Regions from separate parts of the Homo sapiens genome. Here region 2 is linked to region 1. Evidence: read pairs that join two places in POLR2A ChIA-PET (ENCODE). Cell type or tissue: HCT116. All regions are shown on one strand. Each heading gives the region's core, and the rest is flanking DNA. Links, peaks and the distances in the headings are about the cores only.

Region 1 (10,531 bases), core at 2,855-7,854:
TAGCTGATGGTTACTGAGCTCTTTGTGTGTATCATGCTCTATTCGACGTGCTTGGCCATACATTAACTTATTTGATTTTTTCCAAAATACTTTGAGATAGATACTGTTATCGACCTCATTTTACCAAAAGGTAACGAAGGCATGGAGAAGGTAAATTGCTTGCCAAGCGTTGCCTGATTTTAAACCTCTGCGATCTGTATACAGAACCTGTGCTTATAATTTTGATTTAAATACTTACTAAATAAACAATAACTTTTATTATGTTGCTCGTTAATACTCCCTGACAACTAAGTTGAAGCTACTGCTTATCCTCAACTGCCAACAACCACTGATGTCACTGGACTCCAGCACCCTTCGTAATACAGACCCATTAATTTATCTAATCCAGAAATACTGTTGTTGTTTTTTTTCCCCTTTTAGCAGAGCCCTCCCTATTGGTTCATATTGTCTCCTTGGAACCTATGTGGGTCTTCTTGGGGATGAAGACATTATTGAAATTTTTGCTGGTTGGGCACGGTGGCTCACGCCTGTAATCCCAACACTTTGGGAGGCCGAGGCGGGTGGATCACCTGAGGTCAGGAGTTCGAGACCAGCCTCGAATTATTATAAAATAATTCCAACACGCTGAAACCCTGTCTACTAAAAATACAAAAAATTAGAAAAAATTAGCCGGGCGCGGTGGCAGGCGCCTGTAGTCCCAGCTACTCGGGAGGCTGAGGCAGGAGAATGGCGTGAACCCGGGAAGCGGAGCTTGCAGTGAGCCGAGATTGCGCCACTGCAGTCCGCAGTCCGGCCTGGGCGACAGAGCGAGACTCCGTCTCAAAAAAAAAAAAAAAAATACAAAAAAAATAGCCCAGCGTGGTGGCAGGCACCTGTAGTCTCAGCTACTTGGGTGGCTGAGGCAGGAGAGTCGCTTGAACCTGGGAGGTAGAGGTTGCAGTGAGCGGAGATCGCACCATTGCACTCCAGCATGGGCAACAAGAGTGAAACTCCATCTCAAAAAAAAAAAAAAGAAAAGAAATCGTTGCTGTCAGTTGCCAAAACTCTCTTCAAATTCTTTTCTTGTCCAGGAAGTGGCGGCAAAGTGTGGTATACAAAAAGGGCTATGGCAAGCAACTCAACTCTTCCAGGCCCACTCATCCCAGCAATCCATTGGCAGAGTGGCACCTGCTTTGGTAGAGCTGCCATGAGATTTGAAGAAGACATTGGTGCCCTGCTGACCCAGGCAAGATGGTCTGGCATCAGCAGATGTCACCAGGAGATGTACATAACACAAAATAAGAAATCGAATTTACTCATGAGTGAGCAATGCTTCTGGGGCCTTGGGGGCCTCTTCAAGTGGTCTGCAGGATCACTGGGGTGTCTGCCCAGAAGCACTTGCTCCCTGCATGACTGTGGTGGGCCTCAGGGCTTCCCCATGCCACCCTGGCCCACCCAGGGCGGTGCCAAGCAGAGTGAGTTTTCAAACACTCGCATCTGGCTCTACTCTCAGCTGAATCTGATAGCAGACCATTTCCAGATAAACAGGATGGGAGACACATTGGCTTCCTAGAGGAGATACTTTAAATGCTCTAGATCCTTTAAAAATTCAAGGAGAGGAAGGGCGCGGTGGCTCACGCCTGTAATCCCAGCACTTCGGGAGGCCGAGGAGGGCGGATCACAAGGTCAGGAGATCGAGACCATCCTGGGTAACACAGTGAAACCCCGTCTCTACTAAAAATACAAAAAATTAGCCGGGCGTGGTGGCAGGCGCCTGTAGCTCCAGCTACTTGGGAGGCTGAGGCAGGAGAATGGCGTGAACCCGGGAGGCGGAGCTTGCAGTGAGCTGAGATTGCATCACTGCACTCCAGCCTGGGCGACAGAGCGAGACTCCATCTCAAAAATAAAATAAATTAAAATAAAATGAAACAAAATAAAATTCAAGGAGAGATATTCTTTTTTTTTTTTGAGACGGAGTCTAACTCTGTCACCCAGGCTGGAGTGCAGTGGCGCAATCTCAGCTTACTTAAACCTCCGCCTCCCAGGTTCAAGTGATTCTCCTGCCTCTGCATCCCAGGTAGCTGGGATTACAGGCATGCACCACCATGCCCGGTTAATTTTTGAATTTTTAGTAGAGACAGGGTTTCACCGTGTTGGCCAGGCTGGTCTCGAATTCCTGACCTCAGGTGATCTGCCCACCTTAGCCTCCCAAAGTGCTGGGATTACAGGTGTGAGCCACCGCACCCGGCCTCAGAGAGATATTCTTTGACTGGTGCTGTATCTGTTGGGAGTGTCATCACCTGGGGAGTGGTATGGCCCATGACTCAATTGCCCTCTTGCAGCCTTGGTACCCAGAGGTAAGGACTGAATTGCCCTCTTGCAGCCTTGGTACCCAGAGGTGAGACCTTGAGGCTGTTCTGCAGGTAAGGGAGGTAACAGTTCCAAGGTCCCAGTTCTGTGCATGGCTGGAAGCAGCTGCCTGGCCGGCTGCCTTGCTGGGCTGCTCTGCATACTCAACACCAGCAGTCTCTTGTCCTGGAAGATGGGTTCGTGATGGAAGATGATTAATAGCAGCTTGACTTTGTTAAACAGTTACATGTGCTGGGCACCCTAGGACAAGAAAAATGTTGTTATCCCCATTTTAGAGATGGTGCAACTGAGGCTTTGGGAAGGCAAGTAACTGATTCCAGGTCACAGCAAGTAAGTGAAAGAGCAAGGACTCCAGTCTAGGACTGCCTGTGTCCAGGGGACATAGTCTTCCCATAGCTCAATAGTTTTCAACCCCGGATGCCCTTGGCAATGACTTGGGAGATTTTAGAAATATATGCCCCACTCTCAGGTATTCTGACCATGCTGGAGTGGGGCTGGGCATTGATATTTTTTGAAGCTCCCCAGTGGTTGCTGATGGGCAGCCCAGGCAAGATCAAGGGCACAAAGCCATGATGCCTTTGGACCCAAGATCTCCTGGAAAGTGTTTGATTTTCACCAGAATTCATCTTTGGCAGATACAGCCTGGCTCAGACTCTGGTAACTATCAAGGAATGTGGGGCTGGGGGTTCCTGGATCCATTTGGCTGGCTCTGCCACAGTGAGTACAGAAGACAGCAGTTAAGCTGGTGTGACCTGGGAGATTCCATAAGGTTCTTATTGCTACCTCTAGCCCTGCTGCCCAGCCAACTCTCTCTGTCCCCGGTGTGGGTCACACTGTCCCCAAAGGTGGGAAATGCCCATCAGGGAGAATGAGGGAGGCCTCTGGCTCTGCCTTTAGAAGGCTTCCTGGGAGGGGAGAGCTTGAGATGCAGGGGCCAAGCCAGCACCCTCTCCTTTACCAACTTGTCCCACTGGGAATTGTCGCTGAAGAAGACTCTTAGAGGCTGCCGTGGAGAACTGGTCACCACCCAGGTGGTTTACCTGGGGAGCTGGGGAGCTTTGGCATCAGACCAGAAGACTTGAAGGGTGAGAGTGAGAGAGAGGCTGGTGGGGGTGCCTGTGAGGTCCTGTATCCTGGCTGCTCTCTTGGGATGCTCCAGCCCCATCCCTGGGAGCATCACAGAGCCAGGACCGGAGGCTGCCAGCCTGTGGCTCCTCCTCCCTCTTCCTCGGCCAATTCCCAGCAAACCACCCGCTGTACTTGCCAACGGAGCCAGATGCTGCTTTGGGGAAAATACCTTCTGGAGTTTGTTGTCTGAGCCCTCCTAGCTGACACCCACGGTGGAGAAGACGTGTCAGGATAAATGGAAAATCTCTTCATAAATATTTGAAAAAAAGGCAAAAAGGAAAAGAAAAAAAGAATACCCCCCAACTCCCAGCGTTTGGGAGCATCTTCATGATTGTGGTACCAGATGGAGGAAGCAGGTCATTAGCGTTCATCAATTTGTAGTGGGATCCCAGCAAGAGGGCCTTTCTGCGGCTGCAGCCAGGAGCCCCGTGCTCGGCTCCTGGGACTGCGGGCACCAAGGGGCGCCTTGGCTTGCTCTGTGTGCCCAGGGGAGGGACAGGCCTGCTGGAGCCTCTGATGGGAGCCGTGGGGCAAGCACAGATGCCCAGCTGGCTGGCGGGGGAGGGTGACCTGCCCTTTATCCATAATGCATAATTGTGTCTTTAAACCCAGCTGCTTTGGGACTTGATTACAATTGGAGCTCAGGAGCAAGTAGCTTTTAGGGGAGCCCCTGGGAGACGAGTGAAGAGGCCCCGGGGGGTTGAGGTGCTAAGTGGATAGTGCTGGTGCCCACACAATGTGGGGAGAGCAGCACACCCCAGCAGGAAGGCCCAGGGGATGGGGACCTGCCTCCCAGAGAGGGGCTCAGCTGGGGAGACAGGACACTTTCATGCTGAGGCAGCAGTCAGGAGTCCCAAGGCCCCTGTGGAAAAGGGCCCTTCTCAGGTCTGGTGATCAAAGAAACTCAGCACCCAGGGAGAGCACTTGGCCTTGCTCGTGACAGCCCCAGTTCCTGCCATGTGCATCCCTGTGTGTTCCTGGAGCCGGAGCTGCTGCTCTCAGTCCCAGGAGAGCCTGGCCTTTGGGCTCCTCAGACACTTTTCTGCTTGTCCCCCTGCAATGTCACTTGCCTTCCTCCAGGGTCTGGTCCTTGCCTGTCTTGGATCAGGACAGGCAGACTCTTCATACTGGAGGGGGGGATGGTCAGCCGGGCAGGGCCTGGGATGGGGCAGGGTCTCTAGGAGACAAAACCTTGCAGAAAACCTTCATAGGTAGAGAGAAGTCGGGTTCCTAAGACTAAGTGTTGGTGGCTGTGGTCAGCTTGTAAAGGCAGACGTGTTCTGAGGCCTTCGAAGGGTGCCATGTACCCCTCAAAGGTCCCCTCTGCCCTGGACCTCTCTGCCTGGATTGTGGGGCACACAGACAAACCTCCCACTTTTTGACCCCCTGTAGTTTCCAGAGGGGGTGGCCCTCATTGCAGGGTGGCAGTGTGGAGAGGAGGCTGCCTGTGACCTAAGGTGTGTATGGCAGGATGGGAGGTCATAGCAAGCTTGACCAAGATGTTTAGAGCAGCATTTGTTGACCTGCCTCCTGCTCCATGCTGGAAATATTCATTGCTTCTGGAAGGAGGTAGACCGGCCAGGCAGGATGCCTGAGAGGGGTGCGGGCCTGGAGGTCGCGCTGTGCCGCCTGGCTCAGTGATGGTATTTATTTATCTGTCTCTGCCTTGGCTGGCAGAGGCATAAGAATGGCTTCAGCCTCGAGGCTGGATTGCTGTTCACCTTTGGAATGTTAAGTCCGCTTTTAACTATGACTCAGCTTCTCTTCAGTTTATTCACTGTGAGTCACCTACCTGACATGCTGTGTTATGGACGCATCCCTAAATGACCAACTTAGAGAAACTGGCGGTGAATACAAACAGCTACCACAGAAGGCTGGTTGAAAAGCCAGGGCTTTGTTCTCTGACCCAGCGTTTGAGTTACACTTGGTTCTCCAATCAACCAGAAATCGCCGGGTACTCACTCATTCATTTTCTCAGTTGGTGGATGAAGTGGGTTGAATTGTGACCACCCAAAAAGTATGCCTGAGTCCTAATGCCCAGAGCCTGCAAATGTGGCCTTATTTGGAAAAAGCGTTTTTGCAGCTGTAACCAAGTTAAAGATCTTGAGATGAGATCATCCTCAATTAGGGTAGGCCCTAGGTCCAATGACAAGTGTCCTTAGGAGAGAAGGGGAAAAGACACACAGAGGAGAAAGCAGAGATTGGAGCAAGGTGCCAGCAAGCCCAGGAGCACCGCAGACTACCAACAGCCCCCAAACTGAGGGAGAGTCGCGGAACAGGTTTTTCCTAGAGCTTCCTCAAGGAACCAACCCTATCTGCACCTGGATTTCAGCCTTCTGACTTCCAGAACTGTGAGAAAATATGTTTCTTTTTTTTTTTTTAAGCCATCCGGTAATTAGTTACTGCAACCCTAGGAAATGAATACAGTGGCTATCCGAGGGCCTTCCGGTGCCAGGCACTGTGAGCACTACTCAGAATGGAGCTGTGGGCTGGGCACTGTGGCTCATGCCTGTAGTCCCAGCACTTTGGGTGGCCGAGGTGAAAGGATGGCTTGAGCCCAGGAGTTCCAGGCTGCAGTAAGCTGAGATTGCACCACTGCACTCCAGCCTGGGTGATGGAGCAAGGCCCTGTTTCAAAAAAAAAAAAAAAAAAAATACAGCAGTGAACTGTGTAGGTGTGACCCCAGCCTTCATGGAACCTCCCATTCAGAGAGGGAGACAGACTCAAAAGGGGAATTGCATAAAGAGGAATTGCATGACAAGGCTTCTGAGCAGGAGGCAGGTGCCATGGAGTCTATTTCCTCCTTCCAAACCTACTCCTTCTCCAGCTTCTCCATCTCAGTACAGCACCACCATTGGCCTGTGGCTCAGGCCACAGACCACAGGCAACTCATCACCAGATCCTGCCAGTGTTATGTCCAAGATGCATTTCTACCCTGTCCACTGTTCCCTGTCTTGCTGCCGCCTCCTGGCCAGGCCACCTGCTTCTCTCCTCTGGATGCCTGGAAAACCCTCCTCCAGCGACACTGTCCTTCTCCTTCACAATTGCCACCTACATTCCCTCAATGCGTTCTCTCCTTGGCAGCCAGAGGATCTGTGCAAATGTCAATTACTTCACTTGTCTGCTGAAAACCATGTCAGAGAGTCTTCCCGTGCACTGAGGGTCAATATGAATGCCCACACCTGGCCTGTCCTATGTGATCTGGTCCTTACCTGCAACTGCACCTTGAGCTCAGGTTCCCTTTTCCCTGAGAGGCTGCCACACTGGCCACTGTCCCTCCCTCCAATCTACCAAGCTCCTTTCCAGCTCAGAGAGAGTTCTTCTTTCTCTCAGGTCTCAATTCTTGGTTTCAAGTTCAAGTTCAGTCTCAAGTTCAATCTCAGCTGAAACATCACCTTCTCAGAGAGGCTGTTCCAGACCAGTAGTCTGGATGGCGTGCTCCTCTCTTCATAGCTCTCACCCCCATAATCAACATCAGGATTTGCATGTCAGTGTGTCTTTGCATGTCAGCCTGTCTTTCTCATACCTGGCAAACTCCAGGAGGGACCCAGGTCTGTTTTGTTCAATTCTGAAACTCCACCACCTAACGCATAGGGCCTGGCATACAGAAATGCTCAATAAATTATTCGTTGAGTGAAAAAGTAAATGAATATATTTTCTGAGCTATATGGTGAGGAGAGGAGTAAAGAAGAACCAACACTTGTATGGTAAACGCCGCAGCTCCCGAGATCCTACAAGTTTGATATGACAGCAGAGTTGGAAATGTAATTACTTTGTTTTTCTCTCTCTTCCAAATGCCTTGTTTTTAAAGTTGGGTGTTTTGTGTTTTTTTTTCCCCCCTGTGTTAAGTAAATGTGTGTATTAACCCTAAGGCAGCAGAAAAGGAAGGGTTTGCAGGCTTAGTGAAAGCATGCTGCAAAAGTCAGACCCCAAGAAGGGAAAAGTTCCCATCAAATAGAACATCTGAGGGAAGTTAAAATGCACTTGCAGAAATAAATTGGTTGCTGTAGCAACCAGCTCTAGTTCTCCCCCAGAATAAAAACACAGAAAGAGGAGGGGAGGAGGGGGATGCTAGCTAACTCTGATCTAGGCTTAAGAGAAGGAGCTGTCCAAATAGAATTATGGGACAATATTGTGAACCGTGTCACGTTACCAGCATAAAATGACGTTGTGCATGCTTGCCTCGATCTGGCAATGGACTCTCTTACTGGGCTTGATTCATCATTTCCGTTGTCTTCCTGGCTGGCTCCTGTGGGTGGTGGAGTATGTGACGCCTGCCAGACAATGCCTCTTGTCACTCTCAAAGTCGTACACCAGCTCCTGTGTTGAAGTGCTCCTGGAAGCCTGCACTTTAGAGAGACCGCGTGGTGTATCCTTCTGTAATGAGTAATCGACTTCTAACAGACCCTCCTTGCAAATTCAGATTTTTACCTATATATGGTTTTCTAGAGTGGCATCCACCCACTTGTGCCAGGAGAGTTCACTGAAGGTACCAGAGTGGGGAGTGAACTCGCAGGGGTGATTCTCCATTGCATGTTTGGGGTTCGTGAAGAAAGGCAACCCACTTATGGGGGAGAAGGGCAGACACAGGACCCTGGGTCTGGGCCAGGGTGGGTCGTGTGCAGACACCACGGCCTGGATAGATTTTTCGTGAAGTGCGGTGGTCACGGTGAGGAGGCAGCCCAGCCTCGGCGGGTTTTCTCTGAACAGATGATTTCCAGTGTGTGATTCCAAAGAAGCACTTTTAGGCAGTTCAGTAACCACTTACGATAGAGGCAAAAAGGTGCAAAGAATTGGTGGTCCATGAAGTTTGTAGGTTCATCTCATTCATTCATCTTTGCTCAACATGAAGGATTGAATTCTTACTGTGGTGGACAGAATAATGGCCCCCCAAGGCTTCCCCCTTCCTTATCCCTGGAACCTGTGGATATGTTATGTTGAGTGATAAAGGGGAATTGAGGTTGCAGGGGGAATGAAGGTAGCAAATCAGCTGACTTTGGAATAAGATTATCCTGGTTTGGCCTAAATGGAATCGGAAGGGGCCTTTAAAAGTGGAAGGAAGAGGCAGAAGAGGAGGTCAGAGTGATACCATGTGGGAAGCACGCACCCCACCGTGGCTGGCTCTGAAGATGGAAGATGCCATGAACTGTGGCATGCAGGCAGCCTCTAAAAGCTGGAAAGAGCAAGGAAACAGAGTTTCCTGAGAGCCCCCAGGAAGGAACACATCCCTGCCAGGCTGGATTTTAGCCCAGCCAGACTTGCACTCCTGATTCTACCCCTGTTAGATGTGTGTTGTAAGCCACAACGTTTGTGGTCATTTGTGGTGGCCCCGGGGCACTGATTTATCCTCTAAGTGCCAGGTCCTGCACCAGGTTATGGGAGGTCAAAGTCAAATGAGACGTGGTTCCCACCCTCACCAGGCCCTCAGTGCCGAGAGAGGGCAGTTGGCAAATCAGCAGCTGAGGTGTGGAAAGCAGGTGTGGGGTGATCTGGGCGGCTGTGGTGGGGGCAGAGGGCTGTGCTTGGGGAAGGCTTCCCAGAGCCGACTTTTGAAGAATGGACTTGAAGGGTTGTCCCGTGAAAGAGGGCCTGGGGAAAGCCATCCCAGACAGTAGGGCCACTGGTAGGGTCAGAGGGGCTGGAAATGCAGCGGCTGCAACAAGAGCCGGCCGGCCCAACAGCTGAACTGGGCAGCTGGAATCTCACCCTGAGAGCTACAGGGGATCATCTGGAGGGTTTTGAGTGCAGAACTGACAGGTTTTGATCAGCCTGACCACAGAAGTCAGCCAGAAGCAGAGCGTGTCAAAAATAGAGCCATGTGGATCAAAATAAAGGCTTGTGGGGCCCTGGGCTGAGAGGGAGCAACCTGCCCAGGGGACAGCATGGTGAGCAGCACCCCCAGACCTTCCCCTCCACTCTTCCTCATCCAAGTCTGGATTGCTTAGGTATTGCTGGACCTGCTGCAGAGAAATCGGTAGGACCCACGGACTGGCCCTCTTCCCCTCGCCTCCCTTGTGCTTTTCTCTTGCTCCTGGGCAAGGACACCCAGGGAAAGAGGCAGATGGAGGACGAAGTTGTGGTCACAGGCAGGGCGCTAGGCCTGTCATTCTTTCATAAATTAAATGTAAGCTGTAAAAATTGATTATTTAAGGAATAATTTCCATTATTTTCTAATATAAAAAAGCAGGGACATATGCTGTGATAAATTACAGAGTCAGAATGAAGAGAAGAATTTAATTAATTTCACGAGCTTGCTGAAAACGCCATCCCTGTGGAATCAGGGGCTGCATTGGGCCCTGCCAGGCTGCAGCTGGCTTTGCATGGCACTTGACCCCCCCACCACAAGCTGGGGGCCACCCTGGGCAGAGAGCCCTTCCCTGGTGGGCTGAGGCCTGGGCTGCCGCATGGTGTGGTGGAGGGCAGCAGGAACAACAAGTCAGGTCTCTTGGTGCTGCCTGGGGGCTCGGCTGAGCCCTCGGGATGGCTGTGGCTTCATGTCTGGACCTGCATGACAGCTGGTTGGGCAAGTTGGGCTGACTGAGCAGGTGGGAGATCAGTAGAGGACCAGAATCTGGGCTTTGGAAGGTCGAAGTCAAGTCCAGACACTCAGCTAAACCTCCTGTCCTCAGCCCAAGCCAAGGGACCCTCCCCTTCAAACACACACATTCTTGGCTTTGTAGCCAAGCAAGGCAGGTGGTCTTCAAGTAGGAGCCCAAGTTCATTCCTCCTGTGACTGAGCTCAAGGACCCCCCTACTTCTGTCCTAGTCCTCATGAGCAAGCCTCCACCATCCTTTCTAGCTCTGCTAACTAGGTCCTGCCTTGCCACTTCTTTTCCAGTTCTGGGGGGTTCCTGGGTGATCATGATGGCACTAACATTTTATTTCATGCCCCCAGATACTATATTACATGCTCTGTAAACATTGTCTCATTTAATCCCCTTGACAACCTCACTTTGTTCCCATTTTACAGATGTGAAGCCTGAGGCACAAGGGCTTAAGCCATTTCCCCCACTAACTTGTAGTGCATGGCAGAGTCAGGATTCAAACCCAGGTC
Region 2 (5,000 bases), core at 1-5,000, 71 kb before region 1:
TCAAACACATACACACACCACACTCCTGACACATGTACAGGCCCCACAGATCACTCGCAGATGCACGCACTCCACACACACGTCTATTTATTGCGCTGGAAGGAAACAGATGCTGGAATGGTGTAGAACCGGGGCCCGGCACCTTGGCTCCCCAATGGCGGCTGCAGAGCTGGAGCCAGCCCCTCTAAGGCTGCAGTGGCTGCGGGTCCCAGGATGTGAACGGAAGTCATCTACCCTCTCCAGGAGAAAGGGCGAGGGAATGCAGGACAGGACAAGGGTGCTCTGGGAGGCCCACGTGTGCGGCACCACGCCAGGCCTGCCCATCTTCAGCCAAGGTGGCATGTCACTGTCACCCACAGCTCTGTGGCTATTCCCCGATGGCACTTTCCGGGGACATCGGGCATGGCTCTGAGGTGCTGCTGCCTTCTTGTAGCCAGGAGGGTTGGGGCAGTCGGGATGGGCGGGGGCCGCCTGCTCTGCCGAGCTTCCCCGCTCACTCTTCCCAGGGCACCCTGGACTTCTGCTTCCTCTGCAAGACGGCCACTCATGCCCATTCCGGGCCCTCGCCCTGTCTTTACCTGGCCAACTCCTTCGAGTTTTGGCATGATTCCCGTGGGCACCTCCCTGACCGCCTGACCCAGCCAGGCTCCTGTCACAGGCTTGTAAAACTGCCAGCTGAACCCCACCCACCACTTTGCACACCTGGACTTATTTTCCGGTTGAGGTGAAATTCATGCAAGATAAAAGTAACCCTTTTGAAGGGCACAATCCAGTGGCTTTTGGCGCATTCAAAATGTTGTGCAAGCATCCAAAACATTTCTGTCACCCCAAAAGGAAGCTCTGTTTGGCAGCTGCTCCCCATTCTCCATCCACCCCCAGTCCTGAACATTGGGACTTTACAAGTCAGTTGCATGTGGCGATGTTATGTCTGCATTCCCCTCTAGGATGCACACTGCCTGGCAGTGGGGACCACACGAGACAGGCACTCCTGTGTCCCCAGCTCCCGGCCCAGCACCAGCCCGGGCGGGCGGCTCACCTGCAGCCACGAAGAGGATGCCGGCACTGAGGACGATGTTGTTCTTGCGGCTGTAGATCCTGCCAGCACCGATGCACAGGCCACCCAGCAGGAGCAGGATGGTGCTGAGGATGGGGAAGACGCTGGAGGCTCGCACGATGCCTGGCCGGGGAGGTGGGGGGCACAAAGCAGAGGGCAGTGAGATCAGGTGCCCTCCCGGGCATGGCTGCGTATGTCTCCCAGGAACCTTGCAGCTCCAGGCCCTTCCCCAGGATTTGAGATTCCCATCAGGACCTGGAGACTCGAGGTGGGCCAGTGCCTGGGGAGGCTCAGGGCCATTGGATCAGATGCAAGTGGGGGCTCCGGGCCTGCCCTTCACCCTGGAGTCACATCTGTCTACCTCTTGTTTAGTCTCTCCCTGGGAGTGGGCACCAGGGAGACCAGAGTAACAGCCATGAAAGCAACAAACCGCATCACATTTTTGTGGCACTGCACAGCCCCCTAAGCCCTTGCATGAACGCAGTCTCCGTGAAGCCCCTGGAAGGCTGGGAAGCAGTGTCCACAAAGGGTGGCCCTGGTCAGTGGTTGAGAGCACACGCATCGGCATTAGGTGGGTCTGGGCGTGGGCCCTGCTGTGGCATGCTGGCTGTGTAGCCTTGGCCAAGTCACTTTCCCTCTCCAAAACTCAGCTTCCCATCTGTGGAATGAGGTTCCTCATAGCACCAGTGTCCTACACATGTGCTTGGTTTTGTACATGTAAGGTGCATAGCACTGGGCCTGGCCATTCTATACCTTGATCATCATCATCATCATCAGCCCCTAGGTGATAGACAAGGATGTGGGACCTCAAAACCGGCCTGAAGTCGCAGGGGAGGTGTGGCTGGGCCGAGAGGGATGCTCGTGACCCACAGTGTCCACAGAACCAACTTTGTAGCCCTGACACCAGGGCTCTGCCACTGACTAACCTCGCTCTGCCACTGATTAGCTGACCGGGGACAGCTGACTTTGGTGACCACCTCAGTCCCCTTTTATAACTTGGGAATAGTAACATCTACCTGTAGGGAGTTGAATTGCAGCCTCCCTAGAATATACCTGTGTCCTAACCCTTAGGACCTGTAATTGATCTTATTTGGAAAAAGGGCCTTGGCCAGGCGCAGTGGCTCATGCCTGTAATCCCAGCACTTTGGGAGGCCAAGGCAGGCAGATCACCTGAGGTCAGGAGTTCGAGACCAGCCTGGCCAACATGGTGAAACCCCGTATCTACTAAAAACAAACAAAAAAAATTAGCCGGGCATGGTGGTGGGCTCCTGTAATCCCAGCTACTTGGGAAGCTGAGGCAGGAGAATCTCTCGAACCCCAGAGGTGGAGGTTGCAGTGAGCTGAGATTGCGCCATTGCACTCCAGCCTGGGCGACAAGAGTGACATTCTGTCTTAAAAAAAAAAAAAGGGCTGGGCGCGGTGGCTCACGCCTGTAATCCCAGCACTTTGGGAGGCTGAGGCAGGTGGATCACGAGGTCAGGAGATTGAGACCATTCTGGCTAGCATGGTGAAATCCTATCTCTAGGAAAAATACAAAAAATTAGCCGGGCGTTGTAGCCAGTGCCTGTAGTCCCAGCTACTTGGGAGGCTGAGGCAGGAGAATGGCGTGAACCCGGGAGGCGGAGCTTGCAGTGAGCCAAGATCGCGCCACTGCACTCCAGCCTGGGTGACAGAGCGAGACTCTGTCTCAAAAAAAAAAAAAAAAAAAAAAAGAAGAGGTCTTGCAGATGTGACTCAGTTAAGAATCTCAAGCTGAGATCATCCAGGATGAATCCGGTGGGCCCTAGATCCAACGACGAGCATCCTTATAAGAACCTTAGGAGAAGACACAGGGGAGAAGGGGCTGTGAAGACGGAGGCAGAGACCCAATGCTGCTGCCATGGGCCAAGGAGTGCCAACCACCTCCAAAGCTGGGAGAGGAATGGTCCTCTCCTAGAGCCTTCAGAGAAAGCAGGGTCCCCCAACACCTTGACTTCGGGCTTCTGGCTTCCACACCATGACAGTGAATTTCTGTTGCAGGTCACGCAGTTTTGATCATTTGTTACAATGGCCTTGGGAGATGAACATGCCCCATTGGAGGGTTACTGTGAGAAAATGTCAAGCACCCAGTAGGGGCTTAGGGTGCCCCTCCCTTAGCATCTGGGCTGGGAGGAAGGCGAGAGGGAGGGAAGCAAGGCTTGGGAAAGGAAAGCCCAGAGCTCGGCCTTTCCCAAGCACCTGCTGTCTCCCAGCCCCGTAGAAATCTCGGCTGCATGGACCCTTGGTGGCCCCCGCAGGGGACAGTGAGTCGGGCCGCACTGGCAGGCGCCACCCTCCCCAGCCAGCTGAGCGGGTTTCAGGGCTGTCAGCCTCTCCTCTGAAGGCAGGGTTTGTCTCCTTTTTTGTGAACGCATCAGTGTGTGTCCCTGCTTCACAGAGAGGAGATTGTCTGGGGGCATTAAATGCAGTTCTTCTCTCCGGTGCCTCCTCCTCTCCGATTCCTCTCTGCCTTCTGGCAGCAGCGGGCTCTGGGATGAAGTTTCCTGTGTTTCTGAAATGTGCCTCTGAGCTGTGCTGGCCAGAAAAGTTGAGGTCAGTCATCCCCTCAATGCCCTCGTTCTGCAGACAGGTCAGAGGAATCCGAAAGAAGGAAGTCCATCCAGCACTTTGGGAGCCCGAGGTGAGTGGATCACTTGAGGTCAGGAGTTTGAGACCAGCCTGGCCAACATTGTGAAACCCAGTCTCCACTAAAAATAGAAAAATCAGCTGGGTATAGTGGCGAGTGCCTGTAATCCCAGCGATTCAGGAGGCTGAGGCACAAGAATCGCCTGAACCCGGGAGCAGAGGTTACAGTGAGCCAAGATCGCGCCACTGCACTCCAGCCTAGGCAGCAGAGCGAGACTCCGTCTTAAAAAAAAAAAAAAAAAGCCCAGTTGCTCTAAGATCACTGGATGCCCAGGCTTGGCTCAGAGCCATCCATCCTGCCCAGATAAGTCACACAAGCACCTATGCCTTGCCACACAGACTCATTCCTGAGCTGTGGATGTGCAGATGCCAGCTGGGATTGCCACGGACAGTGGTGCAGGTCGGGCACAGCGCAGGTGGCTAAGGGGTGGAGGGATGAGTGAGGCTGAAGTCCAGCCCGTGCCCTGCTGGCCATATCAAGCCCTGGCAGAGGATCTGCATCTGCCAGGAGACAAGACACTTCCTTCTAACTCACCCCCGGGCACACTGTGGACTCCCAGCAGCCCTGACACCAGCCCCCTGCGGCCTGGCACAGAAGTTATCCACCTAACTGGAAATGCAGACTTGGAGAGGGGCACCAGGCCCAGGGCAAGGTGGGCAGGAAGCCCTGGGACCAGCAGAGCCTGTGGAAGAGAAGGTAGGCAGGATGTGGGGTGGTGACCCCCTCAAATCTTGGGCTGTGAACCTGCAAATCAGCAGTGACATCGTAAGAGCTCAGAGGCCTTCAGGGGGCTCTGCAACAAACAACACAAGCCCAGCTTCTGTGGAAGGCTTCAGAAAGCATGGCTCGGGGCGGAGTTCCTTCTTGAATTGTCAAAGACTGGGTGGGAGCAGCGCAGCCTTGGATCTACCAGGGTTGGTGCTCCACGCCCACGCAGATGAGCTGGCCTGAAACAGGCATCCTGCAGGCAGCCCCACCATGGAAGCTTCTGCTGCCTTCTCCAAAACACCCATTCTCCACCCGGAGGCAGAGCCCTGTTTTCTTTGCTGCTGTACTCCACATGTCTAATACAGTGCCTGGTACATAGCAGGCCCACAATAACTTTTTTTTTTTTTTTAAGATGGGGTCTTGCTCTGTCATGCAGGCTGGAGTGCAGTGGCACGATCGTGGCTCACTGCAGCCTCAACTTCCTCGGCTCAAATGATCCGCCCACCTTAGCCTCCTGAATAGCTGGGACTGGAGGCATGTGCCATCACTTCTGGCTAATTTATTTTTATTTTT

Evidence for each region. ChIA-PET counts read pairs that join two places held together with the same protein. Peaks named below come from ENCODE experiments on the same cell type or tissue, not always from the same donor. Only the 100,000 strongest peaks of a DNase experiment are listed, where the experiment ranks them.
Region 2: POLR2A ChIA-PET joins it to region 1 with 7 read pairs; 2 of 35 experiments call an interaction of 5 or more read pairs at or near these places.

Annotation. Positions count from the first base shown.
Region 1 is chr17:66,946,900-66,957,430 of GRCh38, reverse strand. No RefSeq gene overlaps it. Among named protein-coding and RNA genes, the nearest start is that of CACNG4, 13 kb to the left of the region's middle. In HCT116, for the core only: a CTCF peak has its summit at 4,565; DNase peaks (open chromatin) are centred at 4,533 and 5,230; H3K4me3 peaks cover 1,884 bases; H3K27ac peaks cover 3,003 bases.
Region 2 is chr17:67,021,037-67,026,036 of GRCh38, reverse strand. It overlaps CACNG4 (calcium voltage-gated channel auxiliary subunit gamma 4), which reads right to left. Exons shown (of 4, transcript NM_014405.4): 3 at 1,037-1,177. Among named protein-coding and RNA genes, the nearest start is that of CACNG1, 21 kb to the left of the region's middle. In HCT116, for the core only: no CTCF peak of the experiment used is centred there; no DNase peak of the experiment used is centred there.